Regions from separate parts of the Mus musculus genome. Here all the other regions are linked to region 4. The links are chromatin loops, found by intact Hi-C in ENCODE. Cell type or tissue: left cerebral cortex. All regions are shown on one strand.

Region 1 (5,000 bases), 70 kb before region 4:
CACCCCTGCCTCAAGAGGTTGGCAGGAGGGTTTGTACTCAGAGAAGTAGCAGCTAAAATGCCCTGGATATGAAAGATTAAAGTACCTGTGTTGTTGCTTTCATTAAAGGTTCTAATCCCACTTTTACAGAGAGTTCTGCTCTGTCTACTACCTGTTCCCAGTTACTGGACCACTATCCATCCTTCCTGGTGTTTAAAATTGTCCACAGAAGTCTTGTTTATTTGTGGTGTGTGGGGGAGAGTACCATTATTTGTACCTGATTGTACCATATGTAAAGTTAAGGACAGGCACCTTGTTTTTCTGGTCCTCCCACAAAGCATCGGTGAGTTCTCAGTACAAAGTAAGTGCCTAAGTACACAGTTAAGTTGGCAGAAGGAAAACTCTGGAATAAGTGTTAAACTTCCAGACTCACTCTGCCAGTCAGAACTCCTGGGGTCTGAGGGCTATGGAGTGGGTGGGGAGATGTTTTTTTCTGGATATTTTTAGAGTGAAGAACCTAAGGGCCAGGATTAGCACAGTTGGTGCAAGGAAGGCATATCTCTGATGCTCAGTATGCCTAAAACTCATCATGGTGGTAGATGGTACACTGGAATGCCAGCTCTAGGGAGGTAGAGGCAGGAGGATCCAGAGTTCAAGTCATCCCCCACTCTATGTGTAGCCTGAGCTACTGGAGACCCTGCGAAAGACAAAGCAAATGCATGAGAAATGTATTTATTTACAAAAAGCACTTTGAGTCCTGACTAAAAAAACTGGAACCCTTCAGGGAAATTCACACTGCACATTCATCCACAAACTCAGAGTAAAAAGGTATTTGGCTTTTGTTTCTAAGAATATCTGCACTGTGGCATTTAGGATATGCTGGTGAGTGTGTTTGTACTGGGCTTCCAGTAATCAGCTTTGTTACATTTCCCATTATTCCTTGTTTTATTAACCCATCAAGCCTGGTCACTAACCTGCTAATTTTATGAATATCAGCAGCTCCACCATCTGATTAATTCTGCAGCCTAACTGGCATTCTCTCTCTCTCTCTCTCTCTCTCTCTCAACTTAATTCCTAGTTGTTAATATCTGCTGTATTTTACATTTCTGCTTTCACGCAAAGATGAGTAAATTAAAATCATGGGCATGCATTCTCGTTGAGTGTATACTTCTCTCTCTCTTCCTTTGAAGTCATGTTTCATTGTGGATGTTAAGAGTGTGGCTTAAAAGACTAGCTATTATTTGAGCAGTCACTGTCTCAAAGATGAGTGTTAAAAACAGCTGCAGTCGACCTGAGTTTGAAGTTCCGTGGCTGAATCAAGTGCAGGGGAGATTTTCTCTGTCTTTCGATAGGTCTCTTGATTGTCTGTGTAAGGTAAGCTTTATAAGCTTAGCCCATCACGATTTCCTTCCATCAATTTTGATTCTGAGGTCTCTGTTCTCTTAAACAGATCTAAATTGTGCCAAAGAGAAGCAATTTTGTTTCTGTGATAAATTTGCAACCATTTCTGATCATAAGACATTTGGGGAAGTGAGTGTTTATAATCCAATCACCAAGAATATTCCTAGGAGCCTCAGAAGAATGAGCGCATTTCCTTTACAAAAACAGTTGTCTTTGCATGTAAAATTGGATTATCTTTGGTTTAGAAATGCCAATTTCCAGGGGGTCCAGTTGTGGGGGAGGGGCTGGAATGAGAAGGGGTGGAGAAGTCTTCCTAACCTATAATATTTCAAAACAGGTCCCCGCATAAACATGAGAAAGTGTCTAATCTTTGCGGAAAGACACGTATTTCTACAGCTATTTCAGAAAACACTGGCGATGAGGTCCCCTCTGTCCTCCAACAGTCTCCATCACATATAAATGAATATTTCTACTGTGTGTTCGTTGACCGAACAATTTTTCAATTGAACTCGAGGAGATGGTGTAGCCTCTGCCCTTAACGGTTTTGGGGAGGAATTATAACTCCTAGTGAGAATTAGAAACTTTTTTGTCTGAGGGGAAAAACTCGGAGGAGCAACTTCGTCAAGGAAAATGATTTGTCTTCAGAGGCCTATTTCTTACTAAACACACAGAGCAAATTTATCTTGATGGGAGCCTTTGCGCAGCTACTGCACGCAGGTCCAGAGATACCTGGCCGGCCGGGACAAGTCTGCAGAAGCTCTGGCCCTCAGAGGCCTCAGTTGATTGGCCAGGGCGGGGAGGAGGCGGCGCGGTGGCTTTTCTAAAGGCGCCCCAGGTGATTTTCTAAGCTGCTAAAATTGGGAGCCCTATATTTCACACCTTAATGAAACGCCACTGTCTCCCTAATCTCACTTTAATGAACTCGACCCTGCCTGTTTTTTTTTTTTTTTTTTTTTTTTTTTTTAGAAATTCCTTGAAGGAGCGGGACAGTCCTTGGATTTCGGAAGTGGGTATTCTTAACTTTGGAACTAAAGGAGAACTCTTTATTTTTAACTACTGCCTTAGCTCCCCAACAAGCGCGCCCGCGCGCGTGTCATGTGCTGTGATTATTGTAACCTAGGTGCAGTGCCTTCTAAATTGAGACTTTTCTGTGAACTTAAAGTTTCTGTGATCTCAGCTACTCATGAAACCGAGGCAGAAATTGGCGACTAGCCTGAACAACATAGTGAGATCTAATCTATAAACAAACAAACAAACAAACAAACAAACAAACAAAGATTTGGGGCGATTCCCGAATAACCAGGAATCTTGTGGCTAAGTGAGTAGACCATCTCTAACGACAGTGGCCAGTAACAGCTCCTAGCTCCTCTCATGCTGGGGAGAGATGTGAATATTGGCTCCAGTTTTGGTGTCAGAGCTAGCTCACGTCTTGAAAAAAATTACAGGGAGAGCTATCAGGTTTCCTCATAAAGTTCCTCATGCCTATGAATTTCATACCCTTGGAATCAGGTGTAAATAGATTTGCCCAGACAGAGACTCAACTTCAGTCCCGTGAAGCCAGACTAGCTAGCCTTGATTCCCCCCCCCCCCTCCCAGAGCTTGAATGTAGTTATCTGACTTCCTCTGTGCTTTTGGGAGAACAGGTAGAGGCCCTCTCCGGGATCCACAGGGTGCTTCTGCTACTATTGGAAAACCTGGGGCAACAGTTGCCATGAGAGTGCCCGCCGGGTTGGGGTTGGGTGCTTCCCTTAGAGATAGCGGGGCGGGGGTGGGGGGTGGGGTGGGGGAGGGAGAATCCGGCATCCTGAGGAAGAGTCCTCTCTATCATTCCACCCGCCTTTTAATCAGGACAGAATCCATGCGGGACTAAGAGCACACAGCCATGTCCTTACTCCTAGGCCAGGTAAGTATGCGTTTGAGATCCTGAAAGAGGGGACCAGGACAACTCCAAGGCTCAAAGGTGTGTTGTCCAGGCTGGTTTTCTTATACTACTGTTGAGATTACAGTCATGTCACCAGCCTACACACCAGGTTTTTTTTTGTTTTTGTTTTCTTTTGTTTTTGTTTTTGTTTTTGTTTTGTTTTGTTTTGTTTTTTACAGTACTGAAGGTCGAAACTAAGCCTTCACACCTGCCAAGTAAACAACGGTTCAATTAAGCCACAGTCCAGGCCCTACTGTCCCTGTCACCTAAACCACTGTTTACTTAGGCAGTTGGTTTTGCCTCTCCCTGCCTCCACGGTTGTAACCCAGGCCTCCTGCCTGCTAAACAAGACCTCTCCCACAGACACCCCCACACCCCCACACCCTTTGAGTAATCGTGGGTTTCAGCCTCAGGTGCCTTTGGTGATATTTCCCGACTTCAGGGTCTTTAGGGTATTTTTAATACAAATGGCCAGATCGATTTTTTTTTGTTGTTGTTGTTTGTTTTTGTTTTTCGAGACAGGGTTTCTCTGGATAGCTCTGGCTGTCCTGGAACTCACTCTGTAGACCAGACTGGCCTTGAACTCAGAAATCTGCCTGCCTCTGCCTCCCAAGTGCTGGGATTAAAGGCATGCGCCACCACTGCCCAGCTCAGATCGAATTTTTAATAGCCCTGAGTTCACACCAGCCACTCCTACAGCTTGCTAGAAAGTTCACAGCTATTAGAAATAGCAGGAGTACTTAAAGCAGGAGTGCGGTGGCAGGGAGTTGCATTCTTAGGGTTCTCCTGCTTGGCAGGAAAGCAGGCTTGTGGAATCGCTGCCACCTGTGGCTGGGAAACCAGCAGCCCCTGGTGAATGTCCAGCTTCAGTATTGTGCCTGCCACCTGATAACTAATCTTGAAAGAAAAGCATTGTGGTGCTCGCTGGTAAGTTCAGCTGGTAAGGAGGCAGGAGGATGGATGCAGGTTGGAGGCTAGGCTTGCCTACAAGTACACAAGATGGAGAGAGTGTTTCAAGTTTGTCACCAGGGCAGTGGAGTATACCGGTGTTTGTAAATCCCTCTTCCATGCCCAAAGGCGCCTGAGGACCATGGTCCCCTCAGCCCCTCAGTCCTAATGTGGCACTTTCCAAGACAGAGATGTTGAGGAAGTTGGAGAGGTGGCAGTTGAAAGGCAATAGGAGCTCAGCGCCAATGTGGACCTAAGGACGCCCCAAAGGCGCCGCCTTCTAACCCCAGTGCCCTTTGCTGCGGGGTGGGGGTGGGGGCAGAAGACGCCTTTGAAGGATTTATGAAAATTGATTTGTGCCTAATGTGTGTCTTGCTTGCATACTATGTTTCTTGCTAGAATTCGAAGCCTCGTTGTTGTCTCAAGTTGGTCTTGGGTAAAACTGAGTCCCTGAGAAAAGTAGAAACGCTTGTTTAAAATAGAGAAAAAGGTTTTAGTGGCTTTACACTTGGAGATGTATCTTCAAAGGTCACCGAGGTGGGGCAAATTTCTGATTCTTTTTTTCAATCGAGATGAGCTAGGTAGGTTCCTGCTTTCCCGAACCATCAAAGGCAACCTTTGACTGAGAGCAATGTCCTACATTTGGTATCCTAGTAGTAGAAAGGTTGAGGCAGGAGGATGGTGGATTCTAGGCTAGGTTGAGCATTAAAGTGAGTCCCTATCTCCAAAAAACAAACAAACAAACAAACAA
Region 2 (5,000 bases), 57 kb before region 4:
CGTGAAATCTGGAGTTTAATTTACTCCTCAGGAGTGATCAGCAGCCTTTTTGTAGGAGTGAGGGTTTCTCCGCAGCTGTTCCACTGTTTCCTGCCGCCCGGCGGCGCAGTCAAGCAACCTCTACCCCAGCCCACTCCCTTGCGTGCGCCCATTCCTGTCTCAGCGATTCTCCCAACAGACCCAGAAAGGACGCAGTAGCTTTGGCAACCAGCTTACTCTCAACGTTCTCTATCAACACTATTGTATAGACTATAATTCCCGGTTCAAGACTTGCATCCTCCTGGAAGAAAGGTGATCTCTGAGCGGCCTAGATAACTTCATGCTCGGAATCGAGATCCCCAAGTAAGACGAAAACATCAAGAACAATGTTGCCATGTCAGGGCAGAAGCCACCAACCTGGGAACTAAGAATTAAGTATAGTCTTCAGGCTTGGACTGTCAGTCTAGTCGTTGTTACTTGAAACACTTCTAAAGTGTGTGTGTGTGTGTGTGTGTGTGTGTGTGTGTGTGTGTGTGTGTAAGAAAGAGAGGGGGGGGCTACAGGAGTCAACCACAATGTCCCCTTCTTCATCCCTACTTGTTGCAGGGGTTAAATCACACTACTTTTTGGCCCTCAAGACTCAAAATTCATTTTTTAAAAATATGTAGGTGACAGGGATGGATACAAGAATTGTTCGCAAGACTGTTGCAGGGACTTCCCTGGACACATGTGTGGTCTGCTCTGAGCCTGAACACTGCTGACCAAACCTGGGTTCACCCTCCAACACCTTCTGCCTGCGCTCATTTGTCCAATTAGTGGCTGTACTGTGGTCAGATTCAGCACCTGGACTTGGACTTGGTAGCCCAGTGGGGCAAGTGGTATGAACCGAGACTCCTACTTTAGGCAGTTGGCATAGGGTGGTTTCAGCTTCAGGCATATGGAAGGGGGTTGGGGGTAAGAGGAAGGCCCGGTTTTGTTTGGCAGGTTGGGTGCTCCTGTGGAGAGAACCTCAGCGAGTATCACTGTCTTGGCTGTCGCCATGAAATTTTAGAAATGGCTCAGCCGTTGTGGCTGGGTCCTCTCAGTGCCCTCAGAACCCCTGGGATCTTGTGTGTGGAGGTGAGTTGGCTTTTATCCTTTGGTGGAACTGGAGAGTGCTAGGTAAGGGGAGAAGGAAAACTCCGTCACGGTTCTTGCCCACGACCCATCCTGGCTGCCTCTGAGTAGACATTTTCGTAGCAGGTGGCAAGTAGTCTATGAATGCGCTTCTCAGCTGGCATCCATGAGCTGTTCAACAGGCAGTACTGCGGAGGAAGTGTCCTAGAGAAGTGTCTGAACCCGGAAAGGTATCTGCAGCCGCCCATTATAAACAAGTTACCCTTGTCCAGTAAGAGCCGCCTTCTGAAGAGCTGGGGTCATGCCACTGAAGTCTTGGACAAAAAAAAAAAGAGGCGACTCATCCCCACAGGGTTCTAACCCTCAGGAGGGGTCCCTTTTCACTGAGTGTGCAGCCTGAATTTAACCACTTGAAATACACCTCTGGTCCCTAGTCTTCCCACTGATTAAAGCTGACCAGACAAAGTGCTAAACTCGGCTCTGCTCAACTTTGAGAGGGCAAAAATCTTGGAAAAGTCTGGTTCCTCAGATGGCAAGGGTGTATGGTGCTTTCGAAAACAAGTACCCAAACTTTGAAGGACTCCAGACCAGGGGTAGGGGGAAAGGAAGTGAGAAAGTTTCCCGCCTTGACAAATTGAATTATTTTATATAAAACTTGGTTAAGCAGCTCTGCGGGCCAACAGCTTCTGGACTCTCTCTCCACTGTGAGCTCTAATGCTCCTCCCCAAATGTGGGTGGGTGGGGGTGGGGTGTCCAGACATTTTCTGGAGTCCCCAGAGGCCCGTCTCGCCTGCTCCCAGGGTCGATAAGCCCTTTTGACTTCAGGGGGAGCAAAGAGCTACCCAGCTTTCTCCACTGGGAGTGAACTCTTAAAGGGCCAGCTCAGGGACTTTGAACAACTACACGCACGCCCCCCCCCCTTGAGTTTGCCTTAATTAGGGGGTGGGCAAGTAGGATTGGGGGCCTGAGTTCACATCAAAACTGTCAAAGGAGATGGGGGGGGGGAGGACATGGAGAGAGGGTTGGAGGATTCAGGGGCAGGAAAAATTCAAATATCATAAAAAGAAAAGGGAACTTGAAGCCCAGAAGTCATTGTTTCCTTTATTTCAAAGGGGAAAAAACCTGCCTGATTCTCATCCTTTTGATTGATTAAGGCCCTGAATACCTCTCGGCCCCAGAGTGACAGTCCCTGAATAGACTTGAGGGAATAAAGAGCAGCGCAGAACGTGGGGCTGGCACGGGAGGGGGGTGTAAGGGAGGAGTGTTCGCTGGCACTTACCAAGTTATAAATAAAAGGCTAGGCACAATGGTACCTTCTCTAAGGACAGACAGTCTTTACAACACTCCTGGCGTCATATCCTGCTGGGGACACTTCAGCTCCTAGCCAAGACGTTGCTTCTTTTATTTTTCCAGCAGTTTAGTCTGAATGCCATAATAAATTCCTGAGAACAAACGCTGCACCCGGGCAAAACCTCAACATATAGATGCAAGTGCATCGGGGATGAATGTGTACGTGGAGATTTAAAGTCCCCGCTTCTCAGAAGGGTTTTTAAACCAAGAAAAGGAGCTGGCTTCCCCATTGCTTGCAACTTGGAGCCCAGGGGAGGCCTAACCTCTTCAGTCTCTGTCATGGCTATGCCACCTGTCTTTCATTCCCAGCCTAAGAAAGACAAAAGGACCTTCTGGGCACATCTTGGACTCTTCCTGAGAGATGCCTTTCTGGGAGGCTCACATAGGGAGCTCAGGCCCAGAGGCAGACCAGAGAAAGGAAAAGGAAACACATCCGGAATTCTCTGTGCCCCTTTCCAAATTTGCTCCACCGCCATCTCCGTATTAGTAATCCCGAAGCGAAATCCACAGGTGAAAAGCAGGGGCAGACAGAGGAAATAAGGGGCGGATATAGCAAGGTTTCCAGAGAAAGGCGGAAAGAGATTAGGACAGAGTAATAGAAAACCAAGATGATCAAGGCTGAATCTCATGTAGAGGGACAGGGACACCGCGAGCCTTTTTCCATCCTCACTGGCTCTTGCCACCCAAGCTGCCTCTCCTAGTTTCAACCTGTCCACCCTTCTCTTGAGAAAGGGACACAGAGCTAGTCCCCCTCTGGGTCGGCGGAGGCCTGGGGACCGTCAGGGATGGGAAGAGAAAGTAGCTTCTGTCGCCCAATCAGCGCGTGTCTTTGCCACCCGGGACGGTCTCCTCCTCGGCCAATCGCAGCTCAGGGCTCCTGATCAAGCTTTGGGTGAAAGAACTAATAAATGCTCCCTAGTCCGGATCCCTGCACTCGGTGTCACGACGGGAGGAGACTTGGGACGTGTTCCTGCCTCGTCACCACCCTCCCTCACCCGATCTTCGCGGTGCAGTGAGCACCTTTGCCAGTAGCCCCAGCTGAGGGGCCGATCTGCTAGACTCGCACCAAACTCGTCCGCCCTGGGCTTGGGATCCTGCACTCAAGGGACTCCTCTGGAGCCTGTGGACTTGGATCTATTAGCGCCCCCCTCCCCGCGCCCCGCCTCCCTCTCTGGCCTTTTTTGGGGGAGGAGCTCTCCGAGATCCGGAGAGTTCCCGAGGGTCACCCGCCGCACTGTGCTCGCTTTTTCGTCTCGCCTTCACCTGGATATAATTTGCGAGCGAAGCTGCCCCCAGGATGACCACGCTGGCCGGCGCTGTGCCCAGGATGATGCGGCCCGGCCCGGGGCAGAATTACCCACGCAGCGGCTTCCCGCTGGAAGGTATGTTAGGGCCTCAGCTCGTCCGGATCCCCGGGCCTGGGATTGGCTGCCGCACCCCAATCCTGGTCTCCAGGGCCTCCACTCGTGCCTTACCGGGAGCCTCTTCCCGTGGTACTTCTCAACCCAAGAAGCAAAAGTGGGGAGGGGGTTCTCGTGGAGAGCGGGAGAAGCCCCATTTCACGTTCTGGCTGCAAACGGAGTGCTAAGCTCACTACAAGCTCTCGGAGCTTGCCTGGCCTGCTCCTGCCGGCTCCACTTTGCCCTGTTGTTTCGGAATTGCTGCCGTGAGAAAGGTGAACAAGCTTCGCAGCGCCGGAAGCAAGTTCTCTTTCTGTTCACCTAAAGTTGCTACGAAATTGTGCGGGCTGCGTTCACTTTTGAATAACTACTATTAGTTCGGCAAGAATTTTCCTGCTGTGAAAAATTCTGGTGGCCCTTCCTAGTTGAAAAGTTTTAGCATTGATTAGCAAATTCCACTCAACTCAAGTGGCATCTCGAAGTTTCTAAAATGGTTGGCAATGCCTTTCGGTTTGCTTAAAGGTGCTGGGAAATTTCGGGGAGGTAGAAATTACTGCAAACCCGAACCCGACCAAATAATTTGGGAAGTAAAAGCAGGAGACTGGGGTTCTGGAGGAGCCCTTCGACCTCGATCCAGAGTAAAACGTGACGTGCAAGGGCGGTCATTTCGGCAGTGGTGTCCACAGCTAGGCTCGCTGCCATTTTTATTTTTTAAGTGTAACAGGTGATACCTGCTGTCACCTGTGTCTCCTTTCGGGAGCCTCCCCAACCCTTGCCTACTATACCCTTATCGGGACCTCTGCCTTCTCAGGACTTTGAGGCAGTTATCGCAAGACATTTTAGACATCAGTCCTAGGTCTCCCTCCAACTTGCAGCACAGCCCCCCTCCCCCAAATAAAAGAGAAAATACAGTTTCTCTACAGCCAGTTACCTCATTCCGATCGCTCAATTTCCAAAAGATTATATGACCTTGCATCGGGTAATTATTTGAATAAATAGAACCTTAAGGGTCCGGGACTGGGAGCCCAGAGCTTGGTGGTTTGTGTTTTAACTGTCACAGGCAAATTGGCCAGAAGGATGCAGAATTAGGTTCTTTTTGCTGCTTTCTATTCTTCCTAAATGACTTTCTCGGGCTCTCTCCTTTCGCCATCTCTT
Region 3 (5,000 bases), 47 kb before region 4:
GGGCCGGTTGCCATTCAAGGGCAATTGCTACCATTTTTAAAATCAGAGTGTTTCCCTCAGTGGGGGCTGTGTCCTTGAAAACACACACACACACACACACACACACACACACACACACACACACACACACTCAGAAGCTGAAGTCTAATTTAATTTGGGGTTGTCAAGGAAGACGCAGCCTGGGTCCCTTTAGTGCCTCCAGCTTCCTTTCCGGATGAACCCTAGAGGGCAAGAGGGGCCCAGAGAAAGGAAAAGAGTAAGATGCAGTTTGAAGTCTAGAAACCTCAAATATCCCCCCCTCTGTTGTTTGGGCATCAAAAGTCTCTCGCGGTCCCACTTGTAAAATAGAATGGATGTTGAGAAAAGGCTCTCTGATTCTTGGCAAAGGGGAGGGAAAAGCTGGTGGAGGAGGGACTTTCGTGTGTCCCCACCACTGCTGTGTGCTCTTGCCAGATGGGCCTGGTACCTGCTGCTGAGACTGGCTATCCTGGACACACATTTGGCCTGGGGTCTGCTTGGCAGACCCTTGGATGCAGGGAGAAAGGCACCCAGAAAGAGGTCAGAGGCGCCCTCTTCTTTTCACGATCTTGTCCCTTTTCCTAAACGGTCCCCTCTGTCTTTCCCAATTTTCCTTTCCTCTTGTCCAATCCAAGAGCTGCGCAGCCGCACAGGCAGCGTGTGCATCCTGCTGGGCGCTCAAAAGCGACCCAAGGCTCCTTGCACCCCTGCCGAGTCCATCCTTCCTGCTCCAGCACCCTGGTGAGAAAAGGAGTGCGCGTCCGGGGACCTTCCACCCCTGCCCCTGGAGCAGAAGCGCGGACGTAGCAGGCGCAGCCGGACCAGCGAAGTTCGAGCTTAGGCACCCCAGGCTGTGGCAACTCAATGGGCGCCTCTGTTCCTCCCCCGGCGCGGCAGAGCGGGCCCGCGGGCGCCGCCACAATAGCTCGGGCCCCCGCTGCTGCGCCCTGCGCCAAAGCGCCGCGCCGCCCCTCCCCGCGCTCCGGCCAGCCCGCAGCTTAGCCCGCCCGGCTGCAGCCGACTCAATTGCCTCCTTTATGTCCCTCTCACTTTCATCTAGACACAGCCCGCCTCCCCCTTCTTCTCCTCTCTCTTTCTCCTTTTTTTTTTTCTACCCTCCCTAGCCCGAGGCTCACATTAGTGAAATTTCTGCAACCTCCCCCATTTTTTTCTTATTTTAAAGAAAGCCTTTAACACAAAAGCGGTGACTAATCGATAGAAACTGCTCCTTCATCATCCTCTTCTTCTCCTCCTCCTCCCCTCCTTCTTTCCCCCTCCCCTCCGCCTCTTCCTCCTCTTCCTCCTCTTCCCAACCCCCTCCCTCCCTCTCAGCAGGGTGACGCTTTTCCTGTTTGTGAGTTTTGGGCAACATTTTTGCTTTGTGCGGTAATGGAATTACCGGACAGACGGGGACTGTAGATGGACACGCGACGGCAAGACTCTCGCTTAAATATTTAGATGCAACGTTACAATTACGGACTTGTTGGCTTGGCTTTGAAGTGGCCGTGCGGGAGCGCAAGGGGAAAGAGGCCAGTTTGCCAAATTGATGTTTTGATTGGGACTGGAGACACACTTTCACAGGACTCTTCCCTTTTTGGGGGGGGGGGGGACGCAAAAAAGCGTGGGAGGTTTGTAACAATTGTGAGAGTGAAGCAGAGAATTCGGACACAGGATCACTGGGAGCCGATATTCACCCTCAAATTTCTTCAATTTGGGGGGGGGAAAGGGTTTTCTTTTTTTTTAATTTTCAAAAAATGAAAGTGTTAAAAAAGTTTTGCTCGAGACCGTTTTGTGTGTAAACTCATGCTCTCTTCTAAACTCACTAACAAATGACGTCAGATTTTAAAATGTATATATATTAAAATCAAAAAAGAAAAAAAAAGGTAAAGTTTCATAGACTATTTCATTTCCAGTACTGAAAGCACGCTCGAATGGAGTCCTGTGAAAAGCAAAGCCATTTGCTTCCTCCAAGTTGGTAGGGAAGGGAGTTGTTGGTGTCAGGTTGGTGTGGCATGGAAGCACAGGGTAAACTTTCCCACAGATTAAAATAATGGGGCATAGCATCACAGATATTTGGACCCAGATATTTTATTGCTGGGCACTTCCTGACCATTCTTCAAGTTCATTTACCAGGACCTGGAGTCTGCTATCAGCATCATATCTGGACTTGAAGCTAATTTTAAAAATTTGAAGCCTTTGCTCTCAAAGAAAGCCCCCCCCCCCAGTTAAAAAAAAGTCTTGGTGATGACAGTACTTGAATTGGGTCACCATACTGCAATAACATACTAGCCTAAACAATGGGAAGGTGCGTGCGTGTGTGTGTGTGTGTGTGTGTGTGTGTGTGTGTGTGTGTGTATAGGGGGGAGTCTGCCCTTAGCATTTTTATTTTAATTTCTTGGACTGGGGTGACTGCTGTATGCTTACTTTTTAGCCTTATTGAAAACATGCAGATTTTCTAATTAATGCTTGAAATCATATGTTTATTTTTGGGGTTTGATGTGATTGTTGATAGCACCGGAACAGGAGGTAGGGGCTTCCAGTGTGTAATAATTACTGAAGGGTCATTTAAGAGTCCCCAGGGCTAAGTCATAAAACCCACCCGGGCGGTGAGGCGGAACCAGAAAGCGTGCCTCGGTTCAGGCAAGTGGAATATACAGAAATCAATCAAGTGAATAGGAGCATTGCACCAAACCCTAGCTGTTCCAACATCCATGAATGTTCTGAGGACAAAACAAAACAAAAACCTTCTTAATCATGAGATTAGATGTTCAAAACATATACTAATACATGGCCAGAAAAATGAAAAGCCCAGTGACAAGTTTGGCCTGGCCTGGGACCCAGAAAGTTTCAGTTCAGTGGGACCCTATGACAGGTAACTTATTTATGCACTTCAGTAAATGAAGATTGAGGAACTATTAAGGACAAGAGTGTACTGTACCGTGTAACTCTCCAGCCACTAAAGGGCAATTAAGCAGTCAGCTTCGTGTCTTATCTCACTGGCTCCTCTAGGGTAGTTTTACAACTAGGAATTAAAATCTGAAAGGGGCGTTTTCTGCAGCTCTGGCCAAATATTGATTAAGTAGCTGTTTGTTAATACCACTGTCAGCCCCTCAGTAGCCACCTTCTTTTGTCAAGGCTTCTTACCACACAGATCAAAGCAGGATCATTTCAATTTATCTGTTCTGGAAAATCCTCCTTTTCCTCTGAAATCTCTAAGGAGGAACTGACCACGCTCTCCTTGAAGAAACAGGAACTGAAACCAGTTCCGTAGTGTTGTCTTATAGAGAAGGCTCAAAGGGTGTTTTTTCAATTATCCTGTGGCGATTTCGTGTTCAGAACTGAGTCTGAGACTGAGACCTGAGACGGTAATTTAAAAAAAAAATTTTTTTTAACAAGTTGATTCTCCTTTAGGGAGGGGGAAGAGGAGCTACTGTCTTGTGGCAAATTCTCTAAATATGTAATTGCCATCCAGGAAGGAATGGTGTGTAGAAAAGATACCAGATTTTTACATGTAAAATTAGATGGAGAGTACAGAGCACAGGGGATTGTGAGGTGTAGTGGCTACATCCTTCTGTGTGCGACAGCTCCATAATTTTGTATTTACAGATAGTTAGACAATTCTCTTGTATATTTTAAAATCCCTGTAATATGGGAGCAGATATGCATTTGTGTATTCAACGTCTGTCATTGGTGTTTATTGATCACTAAGAATTAAGCAATTAAGAATTGGGCTTTATAAAGGCATATTTATCCTGCAAGCTATTATGTTTGAGCCGGCAGAGTTTGAGGTAACAGCACAGAACTTAGTGCATTCCCACATGTTGACTGCTGGGGAAAAAAAACAAAAAACAAAAAAACAAAAAACAAAAAAAACAAAAACAAAACACCTGAATTCCATCATGACTTCTGTAATTGTTGATTTTTAGATCAACTATTAGGTTTTTGTTTGTTCAATAATTTAATATGTTTGCATTGGTTTTCCCTTTTTTATGATGGCAAAAAAATCTTTCAAGGGCTCCTTTGGAAATATACCATTTCTGTGCTTAATTTGCAAATTCCAACAAATTACTCTGAGGTTCTACAATTTATGCCAGAGTCAGGCTTTGGATATTTCCCTCTATGTAATGTATGTGCCACCGTATGAAGCTCTATGAACTCCTTTGCAGTGAGCATTTTGCTTCTAAATAATGGCTTTATAATTTTATTATTTACCTTTTCGTTCTTAAACAAGGTGCATCTTGGCATGTAGTCAATACTGCATATATTTATATTATAAATGCTTTAAAATTATTTTATGTCAGAATCACCTATGTTATCTCACAATTAATTTATTTATTAACGATCCACCTATGTTTAAATACTCACTAGCATAACTGATCAATCATTTCAATGTGGCATAGCTGCCTGGAACTGATAGAGCTGTAAGTCAGAGTCAGCTAGACTATGTGATGGTTTGCCTTTCTTGGCTCAGGTACATCATTATTGTCTTTTATGTGTACATGCCTTTTATATACATACAGAGTTAAGCAACTTTCTCCTCTTGAATGTTAGACTGTGTGCTCAAACATTGCCAGGGAGACTGTAGATCCCAGATCTCCAGTTGGGCCTGATCTTAGTACCAAGACAAGATTACAGATCGAAGAACAGATTGGCTCCATCAGGGGAGCTATGATTTTGCTGAGGTTCTTTCTTCCATTTTGTCTCATTTAAAATCCTGCAGCAAAATTTAAAACACCATAAACTTCGCTATGTGTCATGTGCAGATAGAGAAAGTGAAAGAGAACTTTGACCTTGTTATTCCCTCTGCAGATGAACATCAACATGGGGAAGAAGATCGCCCTATGGCTGCCCCATGTCCCCCTGGCAGAGGTTCTCAACCTTCTTAATGGTGCGGCCCTTCAATGTAGTTCTTCATGTATGATGACCCCCAACCATAAGATTATTATTTTTTTAAAGATTTATTTATTGTATCTGAGTACACT
Region 4 (5,000 bases):
GTTGACTAATTTTGGAGTCAAGACCAGAAAGGGAGAGAAATAGCAACCTTGACCACAGTCTTCTCTGTAATCCTTCCCGCCTCAAACGATAGGGTAAAGAGGGTCTTCTGTTAGGGTAGCCTTGGTTTTTCCCTCTGGACCTCCTTGTTTTCTCATCTGTAGCTTGGTGATGACAGAAAGATGCACGCAGAGGAGCTGGCTGTGAGTCTGGCAGGGTAGGACCTGATACCAACAAGCCAGTTTGCCCAACTTGGTGAAGAAACAATCCCAGAAAGGGTTTTGAGATCTGTTCTCTGCCTCTAGTTCACCAGTTAACGGTGGCCTATGGCTTCCGAGGTAACTTGTCTTATGTGGCAAGGAATGAACCCGCTTGGTCCAGAAAAAAAAAATATGGTTTCAATTCAGCCACAGTAACAAAAACAACAGCCAAATCCCCTTTGAAACTGGTCTTTTGCAACATGGTTTTTTTTTTCTTCCCCCAACTATGAGGGGAAAAAAATTTCTTTTCTCCAAAGGAATAAAGTACATTTGGGAAATTGATGTATCTAGAAGGGAATGTTTATTTTTTCTCCTATCATCAGTGAAATTAATGGTTAACACTACAAGATGAGAACATGTCTAATATCTAGCAGTTTTGAAAAAAAAAAGAAGAAGAAGAAGAGGACAAAAGTGGATTCCAGATGCATTATAACTGGATGGAGCCTGGTTTTATATTCCATGTCAGAGAGTTTAGTGGTTCATTTGTGACACCTTAGAAATTTCTATTTATTTGTAAGATTAAAATGTCTGTTGTCCGGATGATGTGTGGTGTTGTGTCCCCCTCGTTCCCAAATACATTCTGTTGGATATCTATGGGTTGTCACACTTTAGTCAGCAGTGACTGTATCAAGCTGTGCTGACAAAATGTCCAGACATAATTGTTAATAAGCATTATCATTTTAAGCATGGAACAGTTTAGCTAATGATTTATCTCTTACAACACAGAACTCAGGGCAGCTGTACAGAGTCGTCTCTTTAGCAAATCAAGTAATTTCTTTAACAAAATGTTAAGCACAGATGGGCCATAAGCTGTCAGTTAACTATTCTTGGGCCTGCATCTGCCGGCTTTCAATGCACTGTTTTACGCATCTAGCCAGTCACTTAGCCGCGGCTCAGTGAAAAGCTGAACCTACTCTGATTGGCAAATAAAATGTTCATTTGTCTCTTCTTCCTATTGTTTTGTTTTGGTAACACATGTCAGCAGCTCAATTACCCAGTTCATTAACAGCTCCCAAAGGACACGATGGCCAGCCTGTGATAAGAGGGCAATTGTGGCCCATATGGCCAATAATGGCCTCTTTCTTGGCAATTGTAAACAGAAGTCACTTGGCCCTTTGCCTTTCAGAAGTACCGTTTTCCTGTTCCCCGTCAGCGTGCAAATTACCTTTCTTAGCTAGAATGAGCTAGCGGCTCTTAGGGAGCCTGGATACCCGTTGTAGCCCCAGCTCTCAATTTTAATTATGACTGACTTTTAAGCTCTTGAGGGGAAAGTTCTTATCGTGGGAGACTATTCTTAGAAAGCTGTTAGCCGATTAATTAGTTAACTAATCAGTTTTCCTAATTGAATAGCGACACATTTTCTTGGGGGATTTAGTCTCGTTTTTTTTTTCTCTTTGAGGGGCTCTAGTGGCAGTTTCTATGGACTTTTATACGTTATTATTATTATTTTAAAAAAACATATAAAAGTCATTTGTGGGTGTACATGGAGGGTGTAGAGATATTCTGGGGGAGATAGTTGGATTCATGTTGCTAATGGAATTCTCTACACACACACACACACACACACACACACACACACACACACACACACACACACACACCATCCTCCAAGACAAAGGATTTAAAGGATGTAAGAAACCACTGGCCTAATTGGGTCAGTATCAGTATCTCCTAAAGCAATAAAGATTTTTTCCTTTGCTTTGAACCCTTGAAAAGAAGTGCTTAAAAAGCACGGGCTGGCCAATTGTTGCTTCCTTCAGTGAAGTGTTACCTGGAGAGCATTCGCAATGCTCAAAACGAACTATTAGCAGAGACCCGCATATGCATGAAGGAACGGACATAGATCTTTCTGTCCAGCAACGTTGTAACAGAGGAAGCCATTGGAGAGGCCAACGGACAGGTGCCACCTGACGGCAGAGACTGCCACCTAGAGAAAGGTGTCTCTTTGTCAGGAAACTTTAGGACACAGGTGTGTTTGGAGCTGTGGAGCTCAGAGCCTCTGAAGCGCGTGGCCATCCTGCTAGTCTGTTTGCTAACCCTTATCTTAAATAAACACCCAAGGGCTCATGTTGTGCACTTGAAATCTCTCCCTGGGAGAGGAGCAGGGGCCCTCCTGGACCCGTGTGCATCAGGCCATATTCATAACCAATCTGTACTCTCCTCCCAGGACGGCAGGCACTGAGGGAGTTGTTGAGTGTCAGGGTCTATTTGTGTTATTTTGATTAGCCCCAACCTGGCAGGAGCTTATTTTCCTTCTAATGACCTCATGCTGAGAGGCGACAGCTTCGAAGGGAAGTGCCTGGGTCTGAGAGGAAGGGCATCCAGGAACATTTAAACAAGCCCACAGACCAGGGGTTGGGCAGGACCTGGGTAGGTAACAGACTGCAGAGGCTTAATTAAATTTAGTGTTCTTGAAAGTATATTTCCTTGAGAAAGGCTTGCGTAGCCTTTTCAGAAACTACACACAAACACAAACACACACACACACACACACACACACACACACACACACGCACGCACATGCACACGCACGGGAGTAAAAATTTGCTAAGAATCCTCTTTTAAAATCACATTTGGGATGGAAATGATATATGAAATTAAAAACAAAATAACCATTGCTCACCACATCGAAACCCATTGATTAGATTTTTAAACCATCTCTCTTTGTCTATCAGCTGAGAAATGGGGGAGGGGGAAGGGTAAGCTTGGAAGAGGACAGGAGCTATCAGAAACGGAAGGGAGTGTCAATAAGGGGATGGGGACTGAATATATTCAAAATATATTATTATGTGTGGAAATATAGTGAAACCCACTTTTATGTATAATTAATATAAGCTAAGAAAAACTTTGAAAAGTTCATTGTTTGAATTCCAGTCTGGGATAAGAACTCTGGAAAGAATAATTTATTGCTTGGTGTTAAATCATATACCGGTTCTTGCTCTTATGGTTTTTTTTACTCTTTTCAAATCTTTGCCTTGTTCCTTTCATAAGTATGATTCCTTTATTTTCTTGACATACGTACAGTTTAAAAACGATAAAAACATTGTCCTGGTTTACTTTGTAGCTTGTGAATTAATGTGGAAGAGAAGCACGCAGGTGCCGACATCTCTGAACTGGCTTGGATTAACCCCTACTGTGCATCCATTTCAAACTCCCCCTCCTCCCTTCTCTAGGAAAAAAAAAGAAAGAAAGAAAGAAAGAAAAAAAGAAAAACACCCAACCTCCCCTTTCTCATCCACTCTGGCTTTCTTTGTGTCTCCTGCACCCTGCTAGGCAGGTGTCAGAACCCTGAATGAGGGTAAATGCCCTGTTGATGGATTCCACAGATGGAGCGTGGAAATCGCTAGAATAGGACTCAGCCACAGGCCATTTCTTGGGATCCAACAAAAGCCTCCAAATAAGTCAACAAAAATCTCAAAGATCACAAAGGGAAAATGTCATTTGTCATTTACTCTGGGTCCGCGGAGGGAGTATCAGTCTTGCTTCGTTCCTGACTTTCACCCGAGTAAACACGGGAGAGGTCGTTCATGTCTTTCTCAGTGTAAAGGGGCGACTTCAGATCTGAAAATTGCTTACTGGTCCACGGAACGGTAAAAGTCACAGGCCTGGGAGAATCCTGCAATCAGGCAAGGGGTGTAGCCAATCTGCTAAAGATTTTCCAGAATATACTGTAGTTACCCTCAGATCCCTGGGAACGGAGTCAGGGAGCTCTTGGAAGTATTCTTGTTTTTATCTTGTCCTTTTATCAGTGGGCTAAAAGGGGGACAAGATTAGTCCGGACACATAGAAGCCAAGGGAAAGCCTGCGGGGGTCTGGTCTGGGGCCATCTTAGGGAAATGAAGGATGACTATGAAGTTGGGCCTCCAGAGATGCCTCCACCTTCTTCCTTGTCTGTAAATCCCATTGTAATATATCTAGGGCAAACCTGGAGTTTAAATGGCCTTCATGATTTGAGTCTTTAATTATTCAAATAAAAGGGCTTGCTGAGAAGACAGACAGTAGAGTACACCAAATGCATGCTTGTGAATTACTTTGTTTCTTTTTTTCTTTTTCTTCTTTGCCTGACTCCCATCTCTGAATTATATTTGTCTAGAAACCAATAATTACAGAATTCCATGTGACTAAATCCCTATAAACTTGAGGCGAGATTTCATGTATAATAGTGTTAACTAGGATGAAATATTTCCCGAGGCTACAGAAGAGGTCACCAGGGGCTAAGGGACAAAGACACACTCTCTAATTCTCTAATTCCATCTTTAATTAAGCTTCATGGTTAGGCCACTGGTGGTGGTACTTTTGCCTTCTCTTCCCAGTTCGATTTATTTTCTGAGGGAAGAATTTGTCTTCCAGTGGGGTGTGACAGTTGTCTTATTCCTTTATTCTTTTTAGTGATGACATTCATTTCCCCAAGTTCCATCTTAGGAGTTAATGTGAAATCAACATGATAACTGAAAATTCACCTCCGAAAATGCAAAACTAGCTGGAGGTAGACAAAGACACACTGGATTTATAAAAATGCTGAGTTAGACACCCACTTACCCAGAAAGGGGACTATACTTTCCAAAGGTCCTGGTGCATGTATGCATGTATGTACGTATATATTTAGATTAAATAACTAATGGATGTTCCTATGTGTTTCAAGTTCTTTATTCTTTCTCTCTTTTTTTTGAAAGATTGTCCAGCTCCTGATAGCCTTTTACAAAACACTTTACAATAATAATAATAACAACAACAACTTTCCA

The links. Peaks named below come from ENCODE experiments on the same cell type or tissue, not always from the same donor. Only the 100,000 strongest peaks of a DNase experiment are listed, where the experiment ranks them.
Region 1: a loop joins it to region 4, with 3 times the contacts of the local background. A loop is called at or near these places in 4 of 42 quality-filtered maps.
Region 2: it touches region 4 in a loop (2.3-fold over the local background); 4 of 42 quality-filtered maps call a loop at or near these places.
Region 3: a loop joins it to region 4, with 3 times the contacts of the local background. A loop is called at or near these places in 4 of 42 quality-filtered maps.

What each region holds. Positions count from the first base shown.
Region 1 is chr1:78,207,807-78,212,806 of GRCm38, reverse strand. No RefSeq gene overlaps it. Among named protein-coding and RNA genes, the nearest start is that of Gm2102, 8.0 kb to the left of the region's middle. In left cerebral cortex, no CTCF peak of the experiment used is centred here; DNase peaks (open chromatin) are centred at 1,275 and 1,927.
Region 2 is chr1:78,195,492-78,200,491 of GRCm38, reverse strand. It overlaps Pax3 (paired box 3), which reads left to right and starts at 3,356. Exons shown (of 8, transcript NM_008781.4): 1 at 3,356-3,827. The coding sequence starts at 3,743. RefSeq lists cis regulatory regions at 2,027-2,249, 2,405-2,637, an enhancer at 2,027-2,637 and a promoter at 1,802-3,792. In left cerebral cortex, no CTCF peak of the experiment used is centred here; DNase peaks (open chromatin) are centred at 36, 163 and 2,660.
Region 3 is chr1:78,185,604-78,190,603 of GRCm38, reverse strand. The region is part of intron 4 of Pax3 (paired box 3); the gene reads left to right. Among named protein-coding and RNA genes, the nearest start is that of Pax3, 9.0 kb to the left of the region's middle. In left cerebral cortex, no CTCF peak of the experiment used is centred here; no DNase peak of the experiment used is centred here.
Region 4 is chr1:78,138,146-78,143,145 of GRCm38, reverse strand. The region is part of intron 4 of Pax3 (paired box 3); the gene reads left to right. Among named protein-coding and RNA genes, the nearest start is that of Pax3, 56 kb to the left of the region's middle. In left cerebral cortex, no CTCF peak of the experiment used is centred here; DNase peaks (open chromatin) are centred at 1,327 and 2,162.